2 separate regions of the Homo sapiens genome follow, and region 2 is linked to region 1. A link is an interaction called in ENCODE POLR2A ChIA-PET data of the cell type or tissue named here. Cell type or tissue: GM12878. All regions are shown on one strand. Each heading gives the region's core, and the rest is flanking DNA. Links, peaks and the distances in the headings are about the cores only.

Region 1 (15,648 bases), core at 5,051-13,050:
CATCACCTAACTGAGGAGCCCTTGGGCCCTGAATAACCAGTAGCGATATCCAAGTACTACATTGAGGGCCTCAGTTGAGCCTCTGAGACTTGCTGGCTTCAGTGAGATTCAGCACATTACCAGCTGTGGTGGCTATGGGGCAAAACTCCTACTTGAGAAAAGCTGAGGGAAAGAGTAAAGAGAACTTTGTCTTACAGCTTAGGTACCAGCACAAACACAGCAGGGTAGAGCACCAGTTGATTCTTGGGTGTCCCTAATTCTAAGACCTGACTCTTAAATGGCATTTCTGGACCTGCCCTGGGCCACAGGGGAGCCCACTGCCCTGAAGGGTGAGTCCCAGGTAACAGAGCGTTCATGACAAGCTGACTTCAGAGACACTGGGCCTTAGAGAAACATCGGTGAGTCTGGCAGTACCCCTTGTGGCCTGGGGGTGGCGGTGGCTACGAGGTGAGGTGGAAATGGGAAAAAGAGTGAGAAGTACCAGTCCTGTGGTTTGAATGCCAGCTCAGCCACAATACAAAAAGTATTGCTCTAGTATCTTAACTCCCAGACAACACTTCTGGACCCACCTGGGGTCTAGAGATCTTGCTGCCCTGAAGGAAGGATGCAGGTCTGGCTGGCTTTGCCAACTGCTGATTGCACAGCACCAGGGCCTTCAGCAAACATGGGAGGTAGCCAGAGTGCAGTTACAGCAGGCCTTGGGTGAGACCCAGCATAGTCCTAATTTCAAGACTGACCCAGCACAGTCATGGTGGCCACAGGGGTGCTTGTGTCACTCACTCCAACCCCAGCTTTAGGTGGCTCAGGACAGCGAGACCGTGTGTTTGGGAGAAAGTAAGGAAAGAGAACAAGAGTCTCCACCTGGTAATCCACAAATTATCCAGATCTTGTCCAAATCCATCAAGGTGGTACCTGTATGAGTCTGCAAGAACCACAGAATTACTGGGCTTGGGGTACCCCTAAAGCAGATACAGCTTAGATCACAATACCCAAGTTTTTTTCTTTTTGACATGGAGTTGCCCAGGCTGGAGTGCAGTGGCACGATCTCGGCTTACTGCAAGCTCTGCCTCCCAGGTTCACACCATTCTCCTGCCTCAGCCTCCCGAGTAGCTGGGACTACAGGTGCCCGCCACCACGCCCGGCTAATTTTTTTGTATTTTTAGTAGAGACAGGGTTTCACCATGTTAGCCAGGATAGTCTCGATCTCCTGACCTCGTGATCCACCCGCCTTGGCCTCCCAAAGTGCTGGGATTACAGGCATGAGCCACCGTGCCCGGCCCCAAGTTCTTTCAAATATCTAGAAAGCCTTCCCAAGAAGGACAGCTTCAAATAAGGCCAGACAGTGAAGACTACAATAAATACCTAACTCTTCAATGCCACTCAAGAACATCTACTAGCATCAACGCCATCCAGGAAAACATGACCTCACCAAATGAACTAAATAAGGCATCAGGGACCAATCCTGGAGAAACAGAGATATGTGACCTTTCAGATAAGGAATTCAAAATAGCCGTGTTGAGGAAACTCAAAGAAATTCAAGATAACACAGAAGGAATACAGAATTCTATCAGATAACTTTAACAAAGATTAAAACATGTAAGAAGACTCCAGCAGAAATTCTGGAGCTGAAAAACGCAATTGGCATACTAAAGAATGTATTAGTCTTTTGCAGCAGAATTGATGGCAGAGAAGTAAGAATTAGTGAGTTCAAACACAGACTATTTGAAAACACCCAAGTCAGGAGAAAAAAGAAAACGGAATTTCTAAAAATGAAGCATGCCTACGGGATCTAGAAAATAGCCTCAAAAGGGCAAATCTAAAGAGTTTTTGGTGGCCAGGCACAGTGGCTCACACCTGTAATCCCAGCACTTTGGATGGCTGAGGGAGGCAGATCACCTGAAGTCAGGAGTTTGAGACCAGCCTGGCCAACATGGTGAAACCCCGTCTCTACTAAAAACACAAAAAAACTAGCCGGGCATGGTGGCGTGTGCCTGTAGTCCCAGCTACTTGGGAGGCTGAGGCAGAAGAATCGCTTGAACCCGGGAGGCAGGGGTTGCAGTGAACCAAGATTGCGCCACTGCCCTCCAGCCTGAGCAACAAGAGCAAAACTCCGTCACAAAAAAAAAAAAAAAACTTCCAAATCTTAAACAAAGGCAAAAATGTTATTTCTGAGTATGAGTTTCTAATGATTCTCAAAAAAAAAAAAAAAAAGTGATCACCTTTGCAAATGTTAAATCAGTCATTGAAAACTGGTTAACAAAGGGAGAAATCAGCCATTCATCCTGACTTTCACGTAGAAATAGCAAATAAAAGTAATGAAACAGGTAATAAAAGCAAGTTTCTCCTGATACAGATAGTCCACCTAATCAAAGAAAAAAGTGACAGGATTAGTTTTGTAGCTGTTAATGTAATAAAAGCCTTAGGCAATGGCTGCTTGCTAACTATGACATTAAGTGGCACTCCAACCAACCCCATGGAAGAACACAACACAACCTATAAAACAGTCTTGCCAAGAAATTTAACCTGAATCTGATCAAGCCTCTAGATCTAGCAATAAAAGTATGGAAATACAAAAGACAAAGCATAATAATTACACAAGGATAAAATCTGCAAAATCCAGATGGGAAATCGTATGCACTAAGCAAGCCACGGAACGAGCAGTTTCTGCAACAAATAAAAAGAAAGAGGGGAACCTAGAAATTACAACAGACTTAGGAAAAAAATTAGCTATGCCGATTCAGAGGTAACTCCTAGGAAGTGAGGTTTGAAAATAAAGAGAGAAAAGAATTATGTATTGAAACAGTAACAATAACCAACAGAGATATCAATGGCTACAAACTACAGGGCAGCCAGAATTCACAGAATTAGTCCACACAGGTAGCCAACAAACAAAACACAAAGAGCAAAACAAAATAATAACTTTACTCACACTAGAAACAAACCAAATTTCCATTAGAGTGGATTGAGTTTAAAAATAAAAAAAATAAAATAAATAAAAAGGATGCGCTTTGGGAAGAAAAGGAGGGAGGATTGCTTAAGGCTAGGAGTTCTAGACCAGCCTGGGCAACAGTACAAGACACTATCTCTACTAAACAAATTTTAAAATTAGCTAGGTTTGGCCAGGCACAGTGGCTCACGCCTGTAATCCCAGCACTTTGGGAGGCCGAGGCAGGCGGATCACGAGGTCAGGAGATCGAGACCATCCTGGCTAACAAGGTGAAACCCCGTCTCTACTAAAAATACAAAAATTAAGCCAGGCATGGTGGTGGGCACCTGTAGTCCCAGCTACTTGGGAGGCTGAGGCAGGAGAATGGCATGAACCCAGGAGGCAGACCTTGCAGTGAGCCAAGATTGCACCACTGCACTCCAGCCTGGGCAACAGAGCGAGACTCCGTCTCAAAAAATAAAATAAGATAAAATAAAATAAAATTAGCTGGGTGTGGTAGCATGCACCTGTAGTCCTAGCTACCCAGGAGGCTGAGGTGAATGAGTTGCTTAAGCACAGGCAGTCGAGGTTGCAGTGAGCTATAATGGCACCACATGACAGGTAACAGGGCAAGACTACCTCAAAAAAAAAAAGTTATCATATATATGCCAACATACGGAATTCTATTCAGCAATAAAAAGAAACCGACTACTGATGCACCAACAAGCAACATGGATGACTTCTAACCGTATGCTAAGTAAAAAGAATACCAACCAGATGTAAGTAGTACATAAAGTTTATTTCTAGCTGGACACAGTGGCTCCTGCCTATAATCCCAGCACTTTGGGAGGCCGAGGCGGGCAGATCACCTGAGGTCAGGAGTTCGAGACCAGTCTGGCCAACATGGTGACACCCTGTCTCCACTAAAATTTTGTATTTGTAAAAGTACAAAAATTAGGCTGGGCGCGGTGGCTCACGCCTGTAATCCCAGCACTTTGGGAGGCCGAGGCGGGTGGATCACGAGGTCAGGAGATCGAGACCATCCTGGCTAACACGGTGAAACCCCCCGTCTCTACTAAAAATACAAAAAATTAGCCGCGCGTGGTGGTGGGCACCTGTAGTCCCAGCTACTCGAGAGGCTGAGGCAGGAGAATGGCGTGGACCCGAGAGGCGGAACTTTCAGTGAGCCAAGATCGTGCCACTGCACTCCCGCCTGGGCGACAGAGCGAGTCTTCGTCACAAAAAAAAAAAAAAAAGAAAAGAAAAAAAAAATACAAAAATTAGCCAGGCGTGCTGGCACATGCCCATAATCCCAGCTACTCAGTAGGCTGAGGCAGGAGAATCACTTGAACCCAGGAGGCAGAGGTTGCAATGAGCCAGGATCGTGCCATTGCACTCCGGCCTGGGTGGCAGAGCAAGACTGTCTCAAAAAATAATAATAATAAAATACATTTAAAAATAAAGCTTAGGTGACAAAGCACATCAGCAGTTACGACAATGCAGAGTTGGTGGTGGGGCTGATTACAAACAGGAATGAGGAATAACTGGGTGATGGAAATGTTCAATTGTGGTTCTTATATGAGTGTATACATTTGTCAAAATGAATAAACACATACCCTTACAATAGACTAACCTTATTGTATGTAAATTATATAACAATTTAGTTAATTTTTAAAATCAGCAATTCTAATAGGTCTCATGTGAATCTTGATTCAAATTGTGAAGGAAAAGGTAGAATTTTTTAAAACTGAGAATATAAGGGAAATTGAATGCTATTTCGTATTAAGAAATTACTCTTGGGAGACCGAGGCAAGAGATCCCTTGAGGCCAGGAGTTCAAGACCACCCTGGGCAACCCCTTCGCTACAAAAAATAAAATAATTAACTGGGCATGGTAGTGCAAGCCTGTAATCTCAGCTACTTGGGAGGCTGAGAAGAGAGGATCACTTGAGCCTGGGAGTTTGAGGCTCATAGTGAGCTATGATCGTGCGCCCCTGCACTGAAGCCTGGGCAACAAGACCCCTATTCTTTAAAAAAAGAAAAATAGAAAAGAAATGAAACGAAATGAAATGAAACGAAAACTAAAGAAATTTACACAACTAGACACTGGAAAGGTTAGAGAAGAGGAATGTAGGGAGAGATTGGTTAATGAACAGAGAATTATACCTAGCCAGGAGGAATACATTCTAGTGTTTTATAGTACTGCAGGATGACTATTTTTTTGTTTTTGTTGTTCTTTGGAGCTTTATCAGGTTTTTGTTTGTTTAGAGAAGAGATTTAGCTCTGTCACTCAGGCTGGAATGCAGTGGCACAATCACAGCTTACTGCAGCCTGGACCTCCTGGGCTCAAACAATCCACTTGCCTCAGCCTCCCAAGTAGCTGAGACTACAGGTGCATTTCACCACACTCAACTAATTATTAATTAAACTTTTTGTAGAGATGGAGTCTTGCTGTGTTGCCCACACTGGTCACTAACTCCTGGCCTCAAGTGATCCTTCTGCCTCAGCCACCCAAAGCACTGGGATTACAGACATGAGTCACTGATCCTGGCTTTAGGATTACTATAGTTAATAATCTGACATTTTAGCTAGCAGAGGCTGGCCGGGCGTGGTGGCTCACACCTGTAATCCCAGCACTCTGGGAGGCCAAGTGGGTGGAATACCTGAGGTTAGGAGTTCGAGACCAGCCTGGCCAATCTGGTGAAACCCCATCTCTACTAAAATTCAAAAACTTAGCCGGGCATGGTGTTAGGCGCCTGTAATCCCAGCTACTTGAGACCCGCGGCAGGAGAATCACTTGAACCCGGGAGGCGGAGGTTGCAGTGAGCTGAAATCGCACCACTGCATTCCAGCCTGGGCAACAAGAGCAAGACTCCATCTCAAAAAAATAAATAAATAAAAGATAAATAAATAGCAGAGAGGATTTTGAATGTTCCCAACACAAAGAATGATAAATGCTTGAGATAACAATAATTACCCCAATTTGATCATTACACATCATATAAAGGTATTGAAATAGCATGCTGTACCCTATAAATATGTATAAGAATTACGTATGAATTTAAAATAACAAAAAACAGACCATGGCCAGGGGTAGCAGCTCACGCCTGTAATCACAGCACTTTGGGAGGCCAAGGCAAGATTTGCTTGGGCCCAGGTGTTTGAGACCAGCCTGGGCAACTTAGACAGAACCCACCGTTTTTCAATTAAAAAAAAAAAATGGAATGTAGTGACATTTTCCTGTAATCCTAGCACTTTGAGTGGCCAAGGTGGGCAGATGGCTTGAATTCAGGCGTTCAAGACCAGCCTGGATAACATGGCAAAACCCCATCTCTACAAAAAAAAGACAAAAATTAGCTGGGCATAATATCCCGTACCTACAGTCTTAGCTACTCAGGAAGCTGAGGTGGGCAGACAGCTTGAGCCCCAGGAGGTCAAGGCTGCAGTGAACCAGGAGCATGCCACTGCACTCCAGCCTGGGTGACAGAGTGAGACCCTGTCTCATAAATACGTAAACAAACAAAGCTGGACACAGTGGTGTGTGTCTCTAGTTCCAACTATTCAGGAGGCTGAGGTGAGAGGACTGTTTGAGCTCAAGAGTTCTAGGCCAGCCTGGGCAACACAGCAAGACCCCATCTTTAAAATTTTTAAATGCTAAATGGTTATTTTAATATATTTAAATATATACAGATAATATATAACACCTGGATTTACTTCAAGCTAATCCAGTGGGTGGGAGAGAGACAATGGATAAGGTAAGGTGAAAAAAAAAACTACCCATGAGTTGGTAAATGTTGACTGGGTGATGGGTACATAAGTGTTCACTGCCCATAAACTTTCCCATTTCTGCACATGACTCTAGATATCTAAAACTTTCTACAATGACCAGAGAACCAAAAACCAAGACCACATACCACATAGCCAGAAACAAGGGTGAAAATAAGAGAACAATAAAACAGAAGATTAAGATATTAGTTACAATAGGTAATACATTCAAGATATTAGATAAGCTGAAGAATTCCAGCAAAGTTATGAAGAATATTAAAAAAAGAATCAGGGAGACTGACTAAAGACACCTAGCATTCATCCTACACACAAGAAAGGACAAAGGTTAACAAATAAACAGCTAAGATCTGACAGGTGTGTCAGAGAGACCATCTGAGTGCAGTTGGGGAATGGAGACACACCTGTTGGTGACAAAGTCCAGGAAGGCAGTATGGAAGCATCCAGCCTCTGCAGCCCCATCTCCCCTCACCCAGATGGGATTTGCCTGCAGTCAGCAGGGACTTCCTGATGCAGGGAAAAAGTAAGCAGAAGATCCCTCACCAGCACTCCCATTACCACCACAAACACCTACACTCCTTACAAGTGGCGAATCGGCCAGGTGCGGTGGCTCATGCCTGTAATCCCAGCACTTTGAGGAGCTGAGGCAGGCGGATCACTTGAGGTCATGAGTTCAAGACCACCCTGGCCAAGAAGGTGAAACCCCATCTCTACTAAAAATATAAAAATTAGCCGGGCGTGGTGGTGGGTGCCTGTAATCCCAACTACTGAGGAGGCTGAGGCAGGAGAATCACTTGAACCCAGGAGGCAGAGGTTGCAGTGAACCAAGATCGTGCCACTGCACTCCAGCCTGGGCAACAGAGTAAGACTCCATCTCAAAAACTATAAATAAAATAAAAAGGAGAATCCCACAGTCCTTGCAAGCCCTGAGCCCAATTTAGACAACTGCTGGAAATCCATACAGCTGCACTGCCCAAATTAGGAGCACAAGGAATGTGCTCCCCAACCCCCACCTACCCCCAGTGAAACAAGCTGTGGCAGTGCAACACCATCTTGAAACCAGAGCCACCTCTGGAGTGCACCCTCTGGGGGCCAGTAGCCACTGCACCTCTGCAGCACTTCAGCTCCATCTTCATTACACCAAGGCCACACAGGTGAATGAATGCCACAACTATAGCTGCAACTTTGGTCCCGCACAGCAGGGAAAACCAACTCCCACAACCAGACCACACTTCAAGCCAAAGGAACAGTCTGACAGTCCCATCCAGGACAAACCTGCCCATAAGCCAACCAAGCCACTATAAGCTCTCTCCAAAGTAGTGGAGGCCCGCAAGCCAAAGAGCATGTGATACACCCCAAGGTTAGTGAAGCAGCCATGCACCCTTACTCAGTGCCTAAGAAAAAGGCTCCTAGCACCTCTGCCCCATGTAGACATGCTTCTGGCCTCCCGAACAGCCCTGCGCCCCCAATAAGGGCCTCAGAAACATTACCACAGGTCGTCCCTGATGGGCATCCCCCCAGGCCAGCCAGGCAGCCAAGAGCCCACATCCCAGTCCTAAGAAACAGCCCAATGGGCAACACCTGACAGACACATCTAGGCTGGCTGAGCAGTTGTGCACCTGTGTCCTAGACCTGAGAAACCATGGGCCACTCCTGCCAGGCACAACACCAAGCCAATTGAGCAACCACATGCCTGTGCTCCTGGCCAGAGTAACAGTCCTGTGGCTTCAACCCCAGCAAGCCAGACCCCAAGTTGGCCAACTCACCATATGCATACATGTGTCCCTGACTTGAGAAACAGCCCAATGAGCCAACCCCCCTGGCAAAGCTGCACCACACACTTCCTCATCCTAGGCTGCTGAGAAACTCTCAAATGTCACTAGTACAGATTACAGATGAAGAAACTACATTACTGTGTCCACACAGAACCAAGGCCAACACACTCCACTGATCTAAGATCCACTTATATAAATTAAGTCTTTCCCTATAAAATTTACTCCATAAAATTGAAAGGGGGGGGGTTCCAACAATGTGTAGAAACAATGTAGAGAAATCAACAGAGAAAAAAGAAACATGACATCTTCAAAGGCAAACAGTATAATTCTCCTGTAATAGACCCCAATCATAAAGAAATATATAAAATGCCAGAAAAAGAACTCAAAATAACGATCTTAAGGAAACTCAGGAGGTACAAGGGAATACAGGTAAGAACTTTAATGAAATAAGGAAAATAATTCATGATTTTAATGAGAAATTCAACAAAGAGGCCAAGCACAGCACCTCACACCTATAATCTCAGCACTTTGGGAGGCCAAGGCAGGTGGATTGCTTAAGGCCAGGAATTCAAAACCAGCCTGGGCAACGTGGTGAGACCCCATCTCTACAAAAAAATATAAAAATTAGCTGGACATGGTGGTGAATGCTTATAGTCCCAGCTACTCAGAGGCTGAGGTGGGAGAATCACCTGAGTCCAGGAAGTCAAGGCTGCAATAAGCTTTAATTGCGCCACTGTATTCTATCTAGCCTGGGCAACAGAGTGAGACCTTGTTTCAAAAAAAAAAAAAAAAAAAAAAGAACTCTAAAAGCAGCAAAAGAAAAGCATCAAGTCACAAATAAAAGTATCTCCACCAGACTAACAGATTTCTCAGCAGAATCCTTACAGGCAAGGAGTGAATGGGATTAACAGAGTTAAAGTACTAAAAAAAAAACAAAAAAACAGCTTATCAAGATTATACCCAGCAAAGCTGTCCTGCAGAAACGCAGGAGAAATAAACCTTCACAAACAAAGAAAAACTGAGGAAATACTCATCAGTAGATTGCCTTATAAGAAATGCTCAAGAATTTCATATATGGAAGAGCAAGCAAGGAACAAAGGATATATAATGTAGTAACTAAAAAACAATCAATAAAATGGCAGGAGTAAGTCCTCACCTATCAATAATACCTTGAGCACAAATGATTTAAATTCCCCCATTTAAAAGTTATACACTGGCCATGCGCAGTGGCTCATGCCTGTAATCCCAGCACTTTGGGAGGCCACGACGGGCAGATCACTTGAGGTCAGGAGTTCGAGACCAGCCTGGCCAATATAGTAAAACCTCATCTCTACTAAAATACAAAAATGAGCCGGGCATGGTGGAGTGCGCCTGTAATCCCAGCTACTCAGGAGGCTTAGGCAGGAGAATCGCTTGAACCTGGGAGGCGGAGGCTGCAGTAAACCAAGATCACCCCATTGCACTCCAGCTTGGGTGACAAAGTGAGACACCATCTCAAAAAATATATATAAAAAATAGAAGTTATAGACTGAACAACAACAAAAAAATTCAACAATATGCTGTCAACAAGATACTAACTTCATCTTTAAAGTCACCCACAGAGCCTGGCCAACATGACAAAACCATGTCTGTACTAAAAATACAAAAAAATTGGCTGGGCACAGTGGCTCATGCTGTAATCTCAGCTACTTGGGAATTTGAGGCAAAAGAATCGCTTGAACCTGGGAGGAAGAGGTTGCAGTGAGTCAAGATTGTGCCAGCCTGTGCAACAGAGCACAACTCTGTCCCAACAAAATAAAGACACACATAGACTAAAAGTGAAAGGACGGGAAAAGACATTCCATGTAAACAGAAACCAAAAGTGAGCTGGGGTAGCTTTACATATATCAGACAAAACAGACTTCAAGCCAAAAGTTGTAAAAGGAGACAAAGAAGGACACTATATAATAAAGGCATCAATTCAGTAAGGGGATATAAGAATTGTAAATACACACGCAACCAACACCAGAGGACCCAGATATACAACATAATTAGATCTAACGGGAGAGACAGACCTCAACATAATAATAGTTGGGGACTTCAACAGCACTGGACAGATCATCTAGACAGAATATAACAAAGAAACATAGTTTTCAACTGCATCATAGACCAAATAAAACCAACAGCTATTTACAGAACATTTCACCTAATAGCAGCAGAATACACATTTTTATAGCAGCACATGAAACATTCTCCAGAATTGACCATATTTTAGGACATAAAACAAGTCTCAACCAAATTTTAAAATAACTGAAAAAATCATGTCAGCTATCTTCTCAGACCACAATGGAATAAAAATAGAAATCAATACAAGAGAAATGCTGGAAACTATACCAATACATGGAAATTAAACAACATGCTCCTGAATGACCACTGGGTCAATGAAGGTATTAAGATGGAAATAAAATAATGTCTTGAAACAAATGAAAATGCAAATACAACACGTCAAAGCCTGTGGGATACAGCAAAAGCGGTGCACTGCTAAGAGGGAAGTTTATAGTAATAAATGCCTATGCCAAGAAACTGGAAAGATTTCAAACAACCAATGATGCATCTCAAGGAACCAAAAAGAACAAAACCAAAATTAGACAACGAAGATCAATAAAGATCAGAGCTGAAATAAACAAAATTGAGACTAAAACAAATTACAGGAGATCAAAGATCAGAAAAAAGCTGGTCATTTGAAAAGATAAACAAAATCAACAAACCTTTAGCTAGACTAAGGAAAAAAGAGACAAGACCCAAATAAAAGAAATCAGAAACAAAAAAGGAGACATCATAACGGATACCACAGAAGTACAAAGGATCATTAGAGACTGCTGACCAACTACGCAGCAATAAATTTAAAAACCTAGAGGAAATGAACAAATTCCTGAACACATACAATCTACTAAGATTGAACCAATAAGAAATAAAAAACCTGCCAGGCACGGTGGCTCATGCCTGTAATCCCAGCACTTTGGCAGGCTGAGGTAGGCAGATCACGAGGTCAGGAGTTCAAGACCAGCCTGGCCAATATGGTGAAACCCCGTCTCTAATAAAAATACAAAAAATTAGCCAGGCATGGTGGCAGGCACCTGCAGTCCCAGCTAGTCGGGAGGCTGAGGCAGGAGAATGGCTTGAACACGGGAGGCGGAGCTTGCAGTGAGCCCAGATTGTACCACTGCACTCCAGCCTGGGCAACAGAGCGAGACTCCGTCTCAAAAATAAATAAATAAATAAATAAATAAATAAATAAATAAATAAAAAACCTGAACAGACCAAAAACAAGTAATGAGATTGAATCAGTAACAAAAAGTCTCCCAAGGAAAGTGCAGGACTGATGGGTTCACTGCTGAAATCTACCAAATATTTACAGAAGAATGAATACCAATTCTTCTCAAGGTATTCCAAAAAATTGAAGCAAAGTTAATTCTTCTGAACTCACTCTACAAGGCCAGTATAACCCTGATACCAAAACCAGAAAAGGAAAAACAAACAAAAAAGAAAACTACATGCCAGTGTCCTTGATAAACATAGACACAAAAATTCTGAACAGAATTCTGGCAAACCAAATCCAACAACACATCAAAATGTAATAACCATGATGAACTGGGATTCAACCCAGGAATACAAGGATAATTTAACATACGCAAATCAATGGATGTCATACATCTTAGCAATAGAATGAAGGACAAAAACCATAGGATCATCTCAATAGAATCGGAAAAAGCATTTGATAAAATTCAACATCCATTCGTGATTAAAAAAAAAACTCTAGGCCAGGCGTGGTGGCTCAACGCCTGTAATCCCAGCACTTTGGGAGGCCAAGGCAGGCGGATCACTTGAGGTCAGGAGTTCGAGACCAGCCTGGCCAACATGGTGAAACCCCGTTTCTACCAAAACTACAAAAATTAGCCACAAGCTGTAATCCTAGCTACTCGGGAGGCTGAGGCAGGAGAACTGCTTGAACCTGGGAGGCAGAGGTTGCAGTGAACCAAGATCACGCCACTGCACTCCAGCCTGGGCGACAAGAGTGAGACTCCATCTCAAAAACAAAACAAAAACAAAAACAAAAAAAAAACACTCTCAATAAATTAGGTATAAAAGGAAAGTACACCAACATAATAAAGGCCATATATGACAAACCCACAGCTATCATCTTACTCAACAAGAGAAAGATAAAAGCTTTTCCTCCAGTAACTGTACCTGGACAAGGATCTCACTCTCACTGCTCTTACCCAACATACTACTGCAAGTCCTAGCCAGAACAAGACAAAGTAGTTCTGGGCATCCAAATTGGAAATGAAGAAGTCAAACTGTCCCTGTGTTTGCAGCTGCAGATGACATGACCTTATATATAGTAAAACCTATGCTCCACTAAAAACACACACCTCAGAGCTAAAAAATTCAGTAAAGTTGCAGGATACAAAATCACTATTTAAAAAAAATCAGTGATGTTTCCATATACAAACAATACACTACCTGAAAAGAAATCAAGAAGGCAATTTCATTTACAATAGCTAGGAAAAAAGTCTAACAGGAATAAATTTAACAAAGGAAGTGAAAGACCTAAAAACAGCTGGGCATGGTGGCTCACGCCTGTAATCCCAACACTTTGGGAGGCTGAGTTGGGACGATTACTTGAGCTCAGCAGTTCGAAACCAGCCTGGGTAACAGGGCAAAACCGTGTCTCTACAAAAAATTAGCCAGGTTATGTGCCCCCTCCTCCTGCTGTGCCTCAGCTGTGTAGAGCCACTTGACCCTCATGCCCTGTGCTGGCAAGAACACTCAGGTATGTGCACAGCTCTGATGTCACCCCTCCAGCCTGGCCCTGGCTCCCTCCACGAGGATCTGCTTGCAGCACTCACACTTGGCACCATTCTGTCCGGCCATCCTGTCTCCCCTGCTGTATGTGAGCACTGGGAGGGAAGGGGCCGTTTCCATTTCTTGGAAGGCCCAGTGCCCAGCACCATCCAGCTGTGTGCTGAGCAGGCAGTCAGTGAGCACCCACAGTCAGCCCTCACCACAAGCAGCTGTGGGTACTCAGGTTAGGATATCTGACGGGGACTCCTGTGTGCTCCAAGAAGGCAGCATGGCAGCCCCCGTGGAGCACAAGTGGCCCACACCTGACCTTGGCATGTTTCTAAGAGAACAGACTTGCTGACCTGTGACCCTTGCCTGTGTCTCACCGCAGGGAGGCAGGAGGCTGTGGGCAAAGGGTGGGCCTGGAGACCTGCTCAGCCATACCCTGTCACTATGTGGGTCACACACAGCTGGGTGGAGACCTCATGATGTGTGGCCCAGAGAGGTGTCTGGGTGTGGATTCTGTGGATGGCTGCACTGTGCCATTAGGACAGGGACTGCTGCTGGGCCAACAGGGTACAGGGAGCGGAGGATGTGGGAGGACAGGGGCATCCTAGCCTAGTGCAGGGACCACAGGAGGGGCAGTGTGAGCTCCCCAAGACAAGCTGCAAGGCCCTGGGCATCAGGCTGTTGCTTTGCAACCTTCTCCTCCCCGGTTCTGAGGGCTCACTGAGGCACCTGCCTGAGTGCTACACAGAAAGCCAGCAGCATGGCCGTCCCTCCCGAGCACTCATCTAGGGCATCAGGGTGGGCTGCTTGAGTCCTGTGGGGTTGCGGACATCAGCCTCTTCCTCCTGGCCTCCAAACACCACCACTCTGCCATCCCACACCTCAATTTCTCAAATTCCCTGAGGTCAAAGGGAAGTTGCAAGGGCTGCCATCCCTGCCTCCCTGGTGGTCCTGCTGGAGGATGTGCCCAGACAGGACATCAGGAGGAAGCAGGTCAATGGCTGCTGTATGAAATGTCATGGCAGCTGTGCCCAGCTGCAAACAGTGATTGCGGCTTCCTGTTCCTCCATGGAAGGAACTTGCTCTGCTGCAGAGGGAATTTCTCTTCATGCCTTTTCCCCTCCATTCTTCTTGAAAAAGTTGCCCTTTTTAAATTTTTTTTTTTTTTTTGAGATGGAGTTTTGCTCTTCTCGTCCAGGCTGGAATGCAGTGGCACAATCTCCGCTCACTGCAACCTCCTCCTCCTGGGTTCAAGCCATTCTCCTGCCTCAGCCTACCAAGTAGCTGGGATTAAAGGCGCCCACCACCATACCCGGCTACTTTTTGTATTTTTAGTAGAGATGGGGTTTCGCCATGTTGGCCAGGCTGGTCTCAAACTCCTGACCTCAGGCAATCCGCCTGCCTTGGCCTCCCAAAGTGCTGGGATTACAGGCGTAAGGCACCACACCCGGCCTACTTTTTTAATTTAAAAAAAAAAAAAATTTCGGGTGCAGTGGCTCACGCCTGTAATCTCAGCACTATGGGAGGCCGAGACGGGTGGATCATGAGGTCAGGAGATCGAGACCATCCTGGCTAACACGGTGAAACCCCGTCTCTACTAAAAATACAAAAAAATTAGCTGGGCGTGATGGCAGGTGCCTGTAGTCCCAGCTACTCGGGAGGCTGAGGCAGGAGAATGGCATGAAACTGGGAGGCGGAGCTTGCAGTGAGCTGAGATCGCGCCACTGCACTCCAGCCTGGACAACTGAGTGAGAGCCGCCTCAAAAAAAAAAAAAAATTTTTTTTTTTTTTTGGACTCAGAGTCTTGCTCTGTGGCCCAGGCTAGAGTGTACTTGCGATCATAGCTCACTGTAGCCTCAAACTCCTAGGCTCAAGTGATCCTCCTGCCTCGGCCTCCCAAAGCACTGGGACCACACATGGGTCCCACCACACCCAGGCTCTGCCCTTTGGAATTAAAGTCACCCAGGCAGGTTAAACCTCTTATACTTTCTGCGCCCCACCTCCCAGCCCCTGTAATGAGAAAGGCAGTAAATTTTGGAGCTTTATGGAGTCCCTGCCCTTCCTGAAAAGGTGGCTGCAGAGAGACTAGAGCTGGTTGGGGGAAGAGATGTCAGGAGGCCTCCTCTGGAGCCCAGGGCCACACAGCTCCCAAAGCCCCAGTCTCCCTCTCTGGGGCTAGAGGTGCCCCTGTGTCCCTGTAACTTCTGCTCGGCCACTCGGCTGCCCAGCCTAGGGCTGCTCCTGCCACCACTCAACAGGCACAGAAATGCGTAAGTGCCAAAAAAAAAAATTAACCAGGCATCTTGATGCATGCCTGTAGTCCCAGATACTT
Region 2 (15,648 bases), core at 2,837-10,836, 140 kb after region 1:
TGGGATTTCATCATGTTGGCCAGGATGGTCTCAATCTCCTGACCTTGTGATCCACCCGTCTTGGCCTCCCAGAATGCTGGCATTACAGGCGTGAGCCACCATGCCCTGCCAATAAATCTTTTTCTTTTCTTTTCTTTTTTTTTTTAAGACGAAGTTTCGCTCTTGTAGCCCAAGCTGGAGTGCAATGGTGCAATCTTGGCTCACTGCAACCTCTGCCTCCCGGGTTCAATTCTCTTCCCTCAGCCTCCCAAATAGCTGGGATTATAGGTGCCCGCCACCACGCCACCATGCCCAGCTAATTTTTGTATTTTAGTAGAGATGGGGTTTCACCATGTTGAAGGCTGGTCTCGAACTCCTGACCTCAAGTGATCCGCCCATCTCGGCCTCCCAAAGTGCAGGGATTACAGACGTGAGCCACAGCGCCCATCCCAATTAAATCTTAAAAAAAATTTTTTTAAGAGATGGAGTCTTGTTACATTGCCCTCCAACTCCTGGCCTAAAGCAGTCTTCCTGCCTCAGACTCCCAAGTAGGTGGGACACCAACTATTGTAGTATTGTACTCTTAATATAATATAAAGAGAGAAGACAGAAAACTTACTTTAGTTCTGGGACTGTATACCACCACACCCAGCATTCTTTTTCTTCTTGGACTTCTGAGTTGGGCAGCTGCTTAGGTTTCTCTAACCATAAATTGATATAAAAATTTTTTGCCTGTAACCCTAGCACTTTGTGAGGGTGAGGGGTGAGGATTGCTTCAGGCTAAGAGTTCAAGCCCAGCCTGGGCAACAGACTGAGACCCCATTTCTTTCTTTCTTCTTCTTCTTTTTTTTTTTTTTTTTTTGAGACAGCATCTTGTTCTGACACCCAGACTGGAGTGCAGTGGCACAGTCACGGCTCACTGCAACCTGGAAGTTTTAGGCTCAAGTGATCCTCTGCTTCAGTCTCCTGAGTAGCTGGGATTACAGGCATGAGCCGCCGTGCTTGGCCTAATTTTCTTTATGTTTTGTAGAGATGGGGGTCTTGCTATCTTTCCCAGGCTGGTCTCAAACTCCTGGGCTCAAGCAATCCCGCCTTGGCCTCCCAAAGTGCTGGGATTACAGGTGTGAGCCACTGCTGACTATCATGCTTCTTTTTAACAACAACAACAAATATATATATAATATATATATGTATATATATACACACACGTATGTATGTGTATATATATGTATGTGTGTGTGTATATATATATATATAAATTAAAAATAAAAAGGCTTGAAACTACAATCTGTAAATAAAACCAATGTTTAAATGCAAGATTACAAAACTGCAGCTGGGGCCAGGTGCGGTGGCTCACGCCTGTAATCCCAGCACTTTGGGAGGCTGAAGCAGGTGGATCTCTTGAGGCCAGGAGTTCGAGACCAGCCTGGCCAACATGGCAAAACCCCATATCTACTAAAAATACAAAAAATTAGCTGGGTGTGGTGGCGCATGCCTGTAATCCCAGTTACTAGGGTGGCTGAGGCATAAGAATCCCTTGAACCAGGGAGGCAGAGGTTGCAGTGAGCCAATTGTGCCACTGCACTCCAGCCTGGGCGACAAAACGAGACTCCATCTCAAAAAAAAGAAAGAAAAATTAAAGACAAACAAAACTATGGCTGGGCATGGTGGTTCACACCTGTGATCCCAACACTTTGGGAGGCTGAGGCAGGAGGATCACTTGAGCCCAGGAGTTTGAGACCAGCCTTGGGCAACGTAGTAAGACCCTGTCTCTACAAAAAAATACAAAAATTGGGTCAGGCATGGTGGCTCACATCTGTAATCCCAACATTTTGGGAGGCTGAGGCAGGCAGATCACTTGAGGTCAGGAGTTCGAGACCAGCCTGGCCAACATGGCGAAGCCCCGTCTCTATTAAAAATACAAAAATTAGCTGGGCATGGTGGCACACGCCTGTAGTCCTAGCTACTCAGAAGGCTGAGGCAGGAGAATCGCTTGAACATGGGAGGCAGAGGTTGCGGTGAGCCGAGATTGTGCCACTGCACTCTAGCCTGGGTGACAGAGTAAGACCCTATCTCAGAAAAACAACAACAACAACAACAACCCCACAGAAAACGAAAAATACAAAAATTAGCCGAGCATGGTGGCATAGGTAGGCCTGCATTCCCGGCTACTTAGGAGGCTGAGGTGGGAGGATCACTTGAGCCTGGGGAGGTCAAAGCTGCAGTGAGCAGTGATTATGTCACTGTACTCCAGCCTGGCCAACAATGAGAGACCCTGTCTCAAAAAAAATTGCATTATATTTAATTTTGTTTTAAGGTGATACTGTTTGTTGAACTTAAAATGACAAGCAGAATTTGGACACCCCACCCTTTGCCCAAACTTTCTCCCACTCTGCCCTTTCCTCAATTGCTCTTTGTACTCGGGTATTTGGGCCCTTCTCCTTTCTCCCTTTGGAGTCCCTTCTGCCTTCATCTCTTCCTTCTTCATCCTATACCTCTTGGCCCATCACCTTGCTCATTCCTTTGCCTTTTCACCTGTAAAGAGGCCCAGGCTAAGCCAGTGCTTCCCATTATCCACCACAGCCATTTCAAATCTCCACAAACCTCTGACCCACCCACCCCTCCCTCCAAGAATGACCTCACCTCCAACTTTAGAGAAAACAGAAGTCTTTGAAAGGAACTCCCCCAACTTCCTGCCTCCAAAATAACACCCTTCCTTTCACCTATTAAGGCTATTTTTTCTACCTATGCTGTGGATCACACTCTCTCCACCCCCGTCCTCTTGGGCTCTGTGCAATTAATCATTCTGTCTCTCAGAATCTTGAACCTCTCTGGCTCACTAGTCTTTAAATAGTCAGTTTATAACTCAGCAGTTCGATCGGGTCTGCACAAAGGCTCCTATCTGTCTATACCCAAGCACTTCTGTGATGCTCCTGTACTCATGACCCAGCTGTTTTTCTTGTCATCCTGGCTCCTCTTTGGCAAGAAGATTAAGTTTACTGAATAAGCAGTGATAAAAAGCTAGAAGAAGTTTCTAGGCATATAGTTCTTTGCAAGCTTTTTTTTTTTTTTTAATCACCATGGAGTTGATGCTTTGGGCCATATTTGTGGAATGGAAGTAAGAAAAGATTCTTGAGAATTTTTCAACTGATGTTTTGAGAATTTTTCAACTGATGTTTTGAGAATTTTTCAACTGATGTTTTTGGTTACACAGAGAAAGGCGTGGAAGGAAAAGGTAGAAAGACTTAATCAAGTCACTGAAAATAATATTGGAATCATTATCAAGTATTATACCAGGACGACAATGGAGAGGATGGCTTCACTTTCTGGATTTGTTGATGAGTCAGATGCATCTCTCGAAGCTTGTAATTATTAAGACTAGTCGGCAAGAATGAACAATTTCCAGAGACCCAAGGATCCAAAGAACCTACCAAATGACAGGGCTCAGAAACTGAACGTGCAGTCATCGACATCTTATAGACAAAGAAGAGATGATACATCATCTACAATGAGGACCTTGATGTCCTTAATCTTTTTGAGACGGCATTCAAACTAGAATCCATAAAAATCGACTTAGCACGGGTGCCTGGTAATTTTTTCCCTCTATTCTCAACTCCTTTGTCCAAAATTTAAAAGATACATGATTTTTTTTTTTTTGAGACAGAGTCTCGCTCTGTTGCCCAGGCTGGAGTGCAGTGGCGTGATTGCAGCTCATCGCAATCTCTGCCTCCGAAGTTCAAGTGATTCTCCTGCCTCGGCCTCCTGAGTAGCTGGGACTACAGGCGCATGCCACCATGTCCGGCTAATTTTTGTATTTTTAGTAGAGACAGGGTTTCACTATGTTGGCCGGGCTGGTCTTGAATTCTGCCTCAGGTGATCCACCTGCCTTGGCCTTCCAAAGTGCTGGGATTACAGGCGTAAGCCACTGTGCCCGGCCGATGAATGAAAATATTTAAGGCCTTTCTGGCCTTTAAGTTCCCTAGGTTTCATTCCCTAGATTGCTCATATTAGCAAACCATTCATATTCACTTGCTGTTTCCTCCATTTAAGTGCACTTAAGATTTGTCTTTGTAACTATTCCTTGACACCCTTGTAATAAGAAATGTTGGAAAGCAAGATACCTTGTTGATATTGAACTAGTCTCCTGCCAAAGGCCTTTGCTAAGTTAAGATTTAATCTTATGCCCTTAGCTTCCATACAAAGGTGATTATAAAACATGTCCTTTCAGCCAGGCCCCATGGCTCATGCCTTTGGGAGGCTCACCAGCACTTTGGGAGGTGGTGGATCACCTGAGGTCAGGAGTTCAAGACCAGCCCGGCCAACATGGCAAAACCCCGTCTCTACTAAAAGTCTCTACTAAAAGTAACAAAAATTAGCTGGGTGTGATGGCAGGCACCGGTAATCCCAGCGACTAGGGGGCTGAGGCAGGAGAATCACTTGAACCCTGGAGGTGGAGGTTGCAGTGAGCCAAGATCTCGCCATTGCACTCCAGCCTGGGCAACAAGAGCAAAACTCCGTCTCAAAAAAAAAAAGGTCTTTGAAATAAATGTTTCCTCTTTTTTTTTTTTTTTTTTTGAGACGGAGTCTCGCTCTGTCGCCCAGGCTGGACTGCAGTGGCGCGATCTCAGCTCACTTTCTCCTGCCTCAGCCTCCCGAGTAGCTGGGACTACAGGCGCCCGCCACCACGCCCGGCTAATTTTTTTTATTTTTTATTTTTAGTAGAGACAGGGTTTCACCATGTTAGCCAGGATGGTCTCGATCTCCTGACCTGGTGATCATCCGCCTCGGCCTCCCAAAGTGCTGGGATTATAGGCGTGAGCCACCGCCCCCGGCCCTGTTTCCTCTATCTTTTGCAAAGTCAAATCAAAGACATCCATTTATTCATTCACTTAACAAATACTTATTGAATCCTGATTACATGCCAGGCTGGGGATACAAACATGAATGAAACTTAGCTCTTGCCCCAAAGGAGAACACAACCTAGTGAGAAGCAGACACCTAAATAAATCATGATATAGTGTTAGAATGTCTATAATTAGACGCATAAATAAAGTGCTATGGGAGCAAAGAAGAGAGAATGAGTAGTTCCGCCTCAGGGTAGAGGACGCTTCTCATAGGCCTCATAAAAAGGTTGATGGCCGGGCCTGGTGGCTCACGCCTGTAATCCCAGCACTATGGGAGGCCGAGGCAGGTGGATCACTTGAGGTCAGGCGTTCAAGACCAGCCTGGCCAATATGGTGTAACCCTGTCTCCACTAAAAATACAAAAATTAGCCAGGTGTGGTGGTGCACACCTGTAATCCCAGCTACTCAGGAGGCTGAGGCAAGAGAATCACTTGAACCTGGGATGTGGATGTTGCAGTGAGCCAAGATTGCACCATTGCACTTCAGCCTGGGCAACAAGAGCGAAAGTGGGTTTCAAAAATAGTAATAATAATAATAATAATAATCAAAACAGGCCGGGCACCATAGCTCATGCCTGTAATCCCAGCACTTTGGGAAGCCCATGTCAGGGGATCACCTGAGGTCAGGAGTTCAAGACCAGCCTGGCCAATATGGTGAAACCTCATCTCTACTAAAAATACAAAAATTAGTCGGGCATGGTGGCACACACCTGTAATCTCAGCTACTCAGGAGACTGAGGCAAGATAATCACTTGAACCCGGGAGGCAGAGGTTGCAGTGAGCCAAGATTGCACCACTGCGCTCCAGCCTGGGCGACAGAGCGAGACTCCTTCTTAAAAAAATAATAAAAATAAAAATAAAAAACAGGCCAGGAGTGGTGGCTAGCGTCTGTAATCCCAGCACTTTGGGAGGCCGAGGTGGGGGCGGATCACTTGTGGTCAGGAACTCGAGACCAGCCTGACCAAATAGCGAAACCCCGTCTCTACAAAAATACAAAAATTAGCTGGGTGTGTTGGCATGCGCCTGTAGTTCTAGCTACTCGGGAGGCTGAGGCAGAAGAGTTGCTTGAACCCGGGAGGCAGAGGCTGTAGTGAGCCGAGATCAAGCCACTGCACTCCAGCCTGGATACTGAAGATTGAGAAGAAGTTACCTAACCAAGAGGGAAGGAGAGAAAGGCATTCCAGGCCTGAGAGCCAGAATAAAGATGAACAAGTATGAACTAGATTGGTAAATTCAGAGAACAGTCACTAGGATAGAAAATGGACAAAAGTATCCAGACATGAGGCCAGAGAAGTAGGTTAGGGCCAGGTAAGGTGGCTCACGCCTGTAATCCCAGTACTTTGGGAAGCTAAGGTGGGCGGATCATCTGAGGTCAAGAGTTCAAGACTACCCTGGACAACATGGTGAAACCCCGTCTCTACAAAAATACAAAAATTAGCTGGGTGTGGTGGCACATGCCTGTAATCCCAGCTACTCGGGAGGCTGAGGCAGGAGAATCACTCAAACCTGGGAGGTGGAGGTTGCAGTGAGTCGAGATCACACCACTGCACTCCAGCCTGGGTGACAGAGTAAGACTCCATCTCAAAAAAAAAGAAAAAAAAAAATTAGCCAGGAGGGGTGGTGTGCGCCTGTAGTCCCAGCTGCTTGGGAGGCTGAGGCAGGAGGATAGCTTGAGACCAGGAGTTCAAGGTCAAGGTTGCAGTGAGCCATGATGGCACCACTGCACTCCAGCCTGGGTGACAGAGTGAGATCCTGTCTCAGAAAAAAAGAAAAAATAAAAGAAAAGTAGGTTAGGGTATGATATGATCTTAAAGAGCCTTGAGGTTTCATGGAAAATGCTTGTAGGCCCTGGAGACAGACTGTTCTGTGTAACTTCTTTACCATTTACTAGCTATGAAACACTGGGTAACTTAATGTCCTAAGCCACATTTCCCAACTCTAAAAGAGGAATGCTCTCATTTAATAGTATTCATTGAGCATCTACTATGGGCCAAGCACATAATGATAATAATGCCACTTTATAGGGTTGTTGGGAGGACAAGTTAATAAATAAAAAGCATCTTGAGGCCAGGCGCGGTGGTTCACGCCTGTAATCCCAGCACTTTGGGAGGCCGAGGTGGATGGATCACGAGGTCAGGAGATCAAGACCATCCTGGCTAACATGGTTTTTAGCACAGTCATCACAGATGAACAAATCCTTAAATATATTAGTAGAGTTTCCAAAAGCACTTCACAGAACATTTAGGCCCTTGAGGGAGACCTGTCTCCTCTAGGACAGTCTTTCTTCTAGGAGGGTATTTCTAGGAATTAGGAGCAGGAATTTGGCCAACCTGGGTTCCAGATATTTCTATCGCCTGTAATAGAGTTAAGGGGAGAAGGAAAACAGTTTAGAAAGGGTGATAATAGGGAGCTGTTCTATTTTATTCTATTTTTGAGACAGGGTCTCACTCTGTTGCCTAGGCTGGAGTGCAGCGCCTACTTCTATTTTAGGAAGTCAGAATTTGAAGTGATGGAAATACATCTGAATGGAGATATATTTTTGGCTGCAGAAATTATTTTATGTACATGTCTGAAGACTTGTATACATGTTCCAACCCTTTGACCTTATAATTATTCTGTTAGAAGTTTTTCATATGGAAATGACCCAAAAGAGAAGGAAAACTGGAAAAGCAGAATAATAAAAAAGGAAACAATCTAATTGTCAATAATATGAATACAGCTAAGTAAATTATCTGCTTGATATAATAGATTATTATGTAACTATCAAAATATAGTTATGGGCTAGGTGCAGTGGCTCATGCCCGTAATCCCAGCTCTTTGCAAATCCCAGCCCTTGGCTAAATCTGGGAGGCCAAGGAGGGTGGATCACTTGAGGCCAGAAATTCGAGACCAGCCTGGGCAACATAGCAAAACCCCATCTCTACAAAAAGATACAAAATTAGCCAGGCAGCTGGGCGTGGCGGCTCATGCCTGTAATCCCAGCACTTTGGGAGGCCGAGGCAGGTGGATCACCTGAGGTCGGGAGTTCGATACCAGCCTGACCAACATGGAGAAACCCCGCCCACCGCCCCCCCCCCGCCACTAAAAATACAAAATTAGCCTGGTGTGGTGGCATATGCCTATAATCCCAGCTACTCAGGAGGCTGAGGCAGGAGCATCGCTTGAACCCGGGAGGCAGGGGTTGTAGTGAGGTGAGATTGTGTCATTGCACTCCAGCCTGGGCAACAGGAGCAAAACTCCATCTCAAAAAAAAAAAAAAAAAAAAAATTAGCCAGGCATTGTGGCATGCGCCTGTAGTCTCAGCTACTCAGGAAGTTGAGGTGGGAGGATCAATTGAGCCCTAGAGGTAGAGGTTGCAGCGAGCTGTGATTGCACCACTGCACTTTAGCCTGGATGACAAAGTGAGGCCCTGTCTCAAAGAAAAAATAATAAATAAATAAATAAATAAATAGCCGGGCACGGTGGCTCACACCTGTAATCCCAGCACTTTGGGAGGCCGAGGCGGGCGGATCATGAGGTCAGGGGATCGAGATCATCCTGGCTAACACGGTGAAACCCCGTCTCTACTAAAAATACAAAAAATTAGCCGGGCGAGGTGGCAGGTGCCTGTAGTCTCAGCTACTCGGGAGGCTGAGGCAGGAGAATGGCGTGAACCCGGGGGGTGGAGCTTGCAGTGAGCCAAGATCGCGCCACTGCACTCCAGCCTGGGTGACAGAGCGAGACTCCGTCTCAAAAAAAAAAAAAAAAAAAACTTAAAATAAAATATAAATAAATTGCACCAACTTAAATCCCACCAGCAGTGTATAACATATCCTTACCAGCATGTGTTGTTATATGATTTTTTTTCCTTTTTGACTATCTGAAGGTTATAAAGTGGTGTTTCCTTTTGGTTTAAATTTTCAGTTCTCTGATTACTAATAAAGTTGTGTGCATTTTTTCATATGTTTATTGACCATTCAAGTCCCTTCTATGAAATGCCTCTTTATATCTTTTGCCTTACTTGGTTATAAATCTCTTGTTTAAGCCTTTCGTAACTGCTAGGCATGGGGGCTAAAGGGTTTTGCATAGGTTATGTTATGAATCCTTACAATCTACTGCCTTGAGTCCTTTTTTAGAGCAAGATATTTATACATGTTAATGAGTCTTTGCTACTGTATAAGGTATCTGTCTACAGATTTAAAGAAAAAGAAACACTTCTAAGTTTCCTAACCTTTAGCAAAGTGTAATGCCTCCACACTCAACACATTTATTTTAGGAAAGACCTTAATTCTGACTCTATTTCACAAATGTTATTTGAAAGCAGCATTAGCTTTATCAGTTAAAGAGTTTTTTTAAATCAAAAATAGCGTGCATTTGAAAAAGAAGACAGTGAGCTGCTAGTAGTTTAGCCCCCTTGCCACTTTAAGTGTGAAACAGAGACCAGCAGCATCACCATCCACCCGGAACTTGTTAGAAATGTAGAATCTTGAGCCTCACCCTAGATCTACTGAATCAGAATGTACATTTTAAAAAGGTCTCCAGGTGACTCACTGGTACTTTTCAATTTGAAAAGGGCTGGTTAGCTAAACGGTGGTAGACACTACATGTAGGATCTGGTTGGGACTGGGGCTGAAGGAATGTCTTTGTTTTTTCAGTGTATTTGGAGCCTGACATTGTTAGGTGTAAGTGCTTGAATCTCTGGGGGGCCCATCTAGGTGAAATGGAGCTGAGAACACGCAAGTTACTTGGATCTGTCAGGTAGTTTCTGGTCTTACAGCCCCAGAAAAATAAAATAGACTAAACAATGTGGCCTGAAATATATCTAATTGAGGTCTAACTAATTTTTTATTTTTTTTCTAGAATGATCTATACAATTGATCCAACTCTTCACTTCATTTTGAGTGTATGATTCAGTCTGACAGTCTTACATTAACTAGATGGGTTTGACTAATAGATTTTTGAACCTCAGAACCTTAGAAATCGTTTGTACCAACACTTCCATTTTACAGATGAGGCAAATGAAGCATCATGCAATTAAGGGAGAGATCACACAGCATTCAGTGGCAGGATGACAGTCCCAGTCTTGGGCTTTTGCCATTTAATCAGAGGCCCAGATTAGGAATTTCCCAATTCTCTAGATACATCTGGCCCGAGGTGGGTAAACTCAGTATTTTTTTTTATATAATTAAAGGAATGAATTAATATCTTGTGAAAATAGCCTGGTAATGTAAAAACGACATAAAAAGCAACTTTTTTTTTTTTTTTTGAGACAGGGTCTTGCTGTCACCCAGGCTGGAATGCAGTGGCACTATCACAATCCGCTGCAGCCTCAACCTCCTCAGCTCAAGCCATCCTCCCACTTCAGCCTTCCCAGTAGCTTGGACTACAGGTGTGCAACACCACACCCAGCTAATTTTTGTATTTTTTTGTAAAGGCAGGGTTTTGCTATGTTGTCCGGCTGGTCTTGAACTCCTGGGCTTGAGTAATCTGCCCACCTTGGCCTCCCAAGGTGCTGGGATTACAGGCATGGGCCACTGTGCCTGGCATAAAGCAACTTTCTTAGTGAAAATATTCTATAACAGGCCAGGTGTGGTGGTTTACACCCGTAATCCCAGGACTTGAGGAGCCCGAAGTGGGAGGATAGCTTGAGGCCAGGAGTTCCAGATCAGCCTGGAGTATCCAGGCTGGAGTATCCAGAACATAGTGAGACCCTGTCTCTACAAACGAACAGACAAAAAAAGATTCTATAACATTCACCCAATAGCAATTGTTAAGTAGCAAAATAACTTAAATGCCACCATCTTCAGGGCTCCTTTCTAGCTCCAGTGCAGTTAGAAAGTTTGGATCTAAAGAAACATCTGAGGCCGGGCACGGTGGCTCACGCCTGTATTCCCAGCACTTTGGGAGGCCGAAGGGGGCGGATCACGAGGTCAGGAGTTCAAGACCAGCCTGACCAACATGGTAAAACCCCGTTTCTACTAAAAATACAAAAATTAGCTGGGCGTGGTGGCACGCACCTGTAATTCCAGGTACTCAGGAGGCTGAGGCAGGAGAATTGCTTGAACCCAGGAGGCAGAGGTTGCAGTGAGCCGAGATCTTGCCATTGCACTCCAGCCTGCGCGACAGAGCAAGACTCAGTCTCAAAAAAAAAAAAAAAAAAAAGCAGCATCTCATAGGCCAGGCGTGGTAGCTCATGCCAGTAAGCCCAGCACGTTGGGAGGCCAAGAGTAGGGGCTGGATCACTTGAGGCCAGGAGTTCAAGACCAGCCTGGCCAACATGGCGAAATCCTGTCTCTACTAAAAATGCAAAATTAAAAAAAAAAAATTAGCCGGAGATGGTGGTGCATGCCTGTAGTTCCAGCTACTTGGGAGGCTGAGGCAGGAGAATTGCTTGAACCTGGGAGGAGGAGGCTGCAGTGAGCCAAGATCACGCCATTCCACTCCAGCCTGGGTGACAGAGTAAGACTCTATCTCAATAAATAAATAAATAGGCCAGATGCAGGGGCTCATGCCTGTAATCCCAGCACTTTGGGAGGCTGAGGCGGGCTTATCATGAGGTCAAGATATCAAGGCCATTCTGGCCAACATGGTGAAACCACGTCTTCACTGAAAATACAAAAAATTAGCTGGGCATGGTGGCGTGGGCCTGTAGTCCCAGCTACTCAGGAAGCTGAGGCAGGAGAATCGCTCGAACCCGGAAGGCAGAGGTTGTAGTGAGCCAAGATTGTGCCACTGCACTCCAGCCTGGTGACACAGTGAGACTCTGTCTAAAAATAAAATAAAATAAAATAAAATAAAATAAAATAAAATAAAATAAAATAAAATAAAATAAAATAAAGAAGCATCTGACACTCAGACTTCTCTGCTCTTCTTACCGTATCCTATCCTATAATTAAAAGTAAAAATAGGCCGGGCACGGTGGCTCACACCTGTAATCCCAGCACTTTAGGTGGCCGAAGTGGGTGGATTACCTGAGGTCAGGAGTTCGAGACCAGCCTGACCAATAAGATGAAACCCCGTCTCTACTAAAAAAAAAAAAAAAAAAAAAAATATATATATATATATATATATACATACAACAAATTAGCTGGGCATGGTGGCGCATGCCTGTAATTCCAGCTACTTGGGAGGCTGAGGCAGGAGAATTTCTTGAACCCAGGAGGCAGGATTGCAGTGAGCCGAGATCGCACCATTGCACTCCAGCCTGGGCAACAAGAGTGAAACTCCATCTCAAAAAAAAAAAAAAAACAAAAAAACAGTAAAAACAATAAATAAATACATAATACAAAAAATTGGGGATGGTAGTAAGAGGAGTAAAATGCTGGGCGTGGTGGCTCATGCCTGTAATCTTAGCACTTTGGGAGGCCAAGGCGGAAGGATCCCTTGAGCCCAGGAGCTGGAGACCAGTCTTGTGCAACAGGGCATGGTGGCACACCTCTGTAGCTACTTGGGAGGCTGAGGCAGGAGGACTGCCTGAGCCCAAGAAGTCAAGGCTGCAGTGAGCTGTGATCTCACCAGTGCACTCCAGCCTGGGTGACAGAACGAGACCCCATCTCAAAAAAAAAAAAAGTAAAAATAAAATAAAAGAGTTCAAAGTAAAGATTTAAAAGTTTAACCCTGGTGACTTCCTAATCCCTAAATTATACTGACTTAAACTAATTCCACACTTACTGCCGCAGCCCCACCTCCAGAAGGGCAGTCATGGAAGGACCCTATTGTTCTGGGCTTCCTTTCTTTGTCCACTCCCAGCCTCTGAACAGTCACATTAAGCTATCCTTCTCCTGCTCTTTGAGATCTAAAAAAGACCTGGGGTTTTCCCTGCCACTGGGCAAGTTTATGACAAATATTGTTGCTCCCCTATTTTAAAACTTCCCTTTCCCCATAAGAAGCATTTCTGTGGTCACTGGGGACTTTTACAACTAATAATAAACGCAGATTCAAGAAGCTCAAAGGGATTCACATACACTTTTTAACAATGATGAAAGAAAGATACAAATAAACGGCCAGAAGTGGTCATCTCCTGGGAGGGGAGTGGGACGGGGTGGAGGGAGGTCAAGGGCAATTTAATCTTATCTGAATTGTTAGAATGTTTTGCAGAGGCAGGCATGGTGGCTCACGCCTGTAATCCCAGCACTTTGGGAGGCGGCGGCAGGAGGGTCGCTTGAGCCCAGGAGTTGCCTTGGGCAACATGGCGAGACCTCATCTGTACAACAAACAAACCTACAAATTTAGCCAGGCATGGTGGCACAGACCTGCAGTGGTCCAAGCTACTTGGGAGGCTGAGGCATGAGGACCTCCTGATCCCAGGAGATCAAGTCTGCAGTGAGCTGTGATCGCGCCACTGCACTCCAGCCTGGGCAACAGAGCGAGACTCTTGTCTCAAAAAAAGGAAAAAAGAATATTTAGCAAATAAAATATATCAATGGGCCGAGCGCGGTGGCTCACGCCTGTAATCCCAGCACTTTGGGAGGCCAAGGCGGGGGGATCACGAGGTCAAGAAATCGAGAGCATCCTGGCTAACACGGTGAAACCCCGTCTGTACTAAAAATACAAACAAATAAGCCGGGCGCAATGGCGGGCGCCTGTAGTCCCAGCTACTCGAGAGGCTGAGGCAGGAGAATGGCGTGAACCCGGGAGGCGGAGCTTGCAGTCAGCCGAGATGGCGCCACTGCACTCCAGCCTGGGCGACAGAGGGAGACTCCGTCTCAAAAAAACAAAAAAACAAAAAAACAACAATAAAAAAAAGAAAATATATCAATGTATTACTTAATTAAAGCAAGGAATCATGAAAAAAATGGAAGAACTACATGCTCATATTAAAGTTTTAATCTATACAGCAAAGGAAGTAAAAGTTGCCCACTCCTCATTCTCTAAGCCACTCTCCAGAAGAAGCCTCTGTTGGGAGGTGTTTTTATGCCCTTCCATTAATGTTCTAAGCATATTTACACATACCCAATTCTTTTTCTCTCTCTCTCTTTCTATAAAGTAGAATCACAAAGCATGGTTTTGAGTTTCCTTTATCTACCCAACATTTACTATGTCTTGGGTGGGATGGCTCTTAGCAATGTGCTCTCTTTTTAAAAATAAAATTTTTGACTTTAATTTTAATTCTAATTTTCCAGGCTGGTTAACATAGAAGACCCCGTTTCTACAAAAAAAAAATTAAAAACTAACCGGGCATGGTGGCACACCTGTAGTCCCAGCTACTTGGAAGGCTGAGGCAGGAGGATCACTTGAACCCAGGGGGTCGAGGCTGCAGTGAGCCCTGATTGTGCCACTGCACTCCAGCTTGGGTGACAGAGCAAGACCCTGTCTCAAAAAATAATAATAGAATACACTTTTATTTATTTATTTATTTATTTATTTATTTATTTATTTTTGATACGGAGTCTTGCTCTGTTGCCCAGGCTGGAGTGCAGTGGCACAATCTTGGTTCACTGCAACCTCCACCTCCTGGATTCAAGCGATTCTCCTGCCTCAGCTTCCTGAGTAGCTGGGATTACAGGGATGTGCCACCACGCCCAGCTAATTTTTGTATTTTTTAGTGGAGATGGAGTTTCACCATGTTGGCCAGGCTGGCCTTCTTTTTTTTTTTTTTTTTTTGAGACAGAGTCGCTATTGCCCAGGCTGGAGTGCAATGGCACGATCTCGGATCACTGCAAACTTCGTCTCCCGGGTTCAAGTGATTCTCCTGCCTCAGCCTCCCAAGTAACTGGGGTTGCAGGAATGTGCCACCATGCCTGGCTAATTTTTGTGTTTTTAGTAGAGAAAGGGTTTTGCCATGTTGGCCAGGCTCGTCTCAAACTCCTGTCATCAAGGGATCCACCCTCCTCAGCCTCCCAAAGTGTTGGGATTACAGGCGCGAGCCACCACACCTGGCCATAAACTTTTATTTTTTAGAGCAATTTTAGGTTCACAGCAAAAAGTACAGAGTTCCTATTAATATTATAACCTCTATCCCCAAACATGCACAACCTTCTCCAGTATTAATATCCCCCAGCATAGTGGTATATTTGTTACAATTGATGAACCTACATTGACACATCATTGTCATCCAAAGTCTGTACTTTACATTAGGGTTCACTCTTGGTGTTGTGCCTTCTATACGTATAATAAACACATTTGGCCGGGTGCAGTGGCTCACGCCTGTAATCCCAGGACTCTGGGAAGTCAAGGTGGGTGGATCACCTGAGGTCAGGAGTTCGAGACTAGTCTGACCAATATGGTGAAACCTCATCTCTACTAAAAATACAAAAATTAGCTGGGTGTGGTGATGTGCGCCTCTAAGTCCCAGCTACTTGGGAGGCTGAGACAGGAGAATTGCTTGAACCTGGAAGCTTGAGGTTGCAGTGAGCTGAGATTGCACCACTGTCCTCCAGCCTGGGCAACAGAGCGAGACTCTGTCTCAAAAAAAACCAAAGCCAAAAACAAAAAACCCACATTTGTCCATCATTGTAGTATCATTCAGAGTAGTTGACTGCCCTAATGATCCCCTGTGCTCTGCCTATTCAACCCTACTTCCGCTTAGCCCTTGGCAACCACTAATCTTTTCACTGTCTCCATAGTTTCGCATTCTGTAGAATGTCATATAGCTGGAATTATACAGTATGTAGACTTTTCACGTTGGCTTCTTTCACTTGGTAGTCTGTGTTTAAAGGTCCTCCCTGGCTTTTCATGGCTCAATAGCTCATTTCCTTTCAGTGCTGAATAATATTACATTGTCTGATGTACCACAGTTTATCCATTCATCTACTTCAGGGCATCTTGATTACTTCCGAGTTTTGGCA

The links. Peaks named below come from ENCODE experiments on the same cell type or tissue, not always from the same donor. Only the 100,000 strongest peaks of a DNase experiment are listed, where the experiment ranks them.
Region 2: POLR2A ChIA-PET joins it to region 1 with 5 read pairs; 2 of 35 experiments call an interaction of 5 or more read pairs at or near these places.

What each region holds. Positions count from the first base shown.
Region 1 is chr2:61,426,049-61,441,696 of GRCh38, forward strand. All of the region lies in intron 1 of USP34 (ubiquitin specific peptidase 34), which reads right to left. Among named protein-coding and RNA genes, the nearest start is that of SNORA70B, 16 kb to the left of the region's middle. RefSeq lists enhancers at 1-479, 480-1,157 and a silencer at 3,992-4,186. In GM12878, for the core only: no CTCF peak of the experiment used is centred there; no DNase peak of the experiment used is centred there; H3K4me3 peaks cover 714 bases; H3K27ac peaks cover 793 bases.
Region 2 is chr2:61,572,908-61,588,555 of GRCh38, forward strand. It overlaps the pseudogene LOC100422418. Among named protein-coding and RNA genes, the nearest start is that of XPO1, 42 kb to the left of the region's middle. RefSeq lists an enhancer at 9,211-9,802. In GM12878, for the core only: no CTCF peak of the experiment used is centred there; no DNase peak of the experiment used is centred there; H3K27ac peaks cover 693 bases.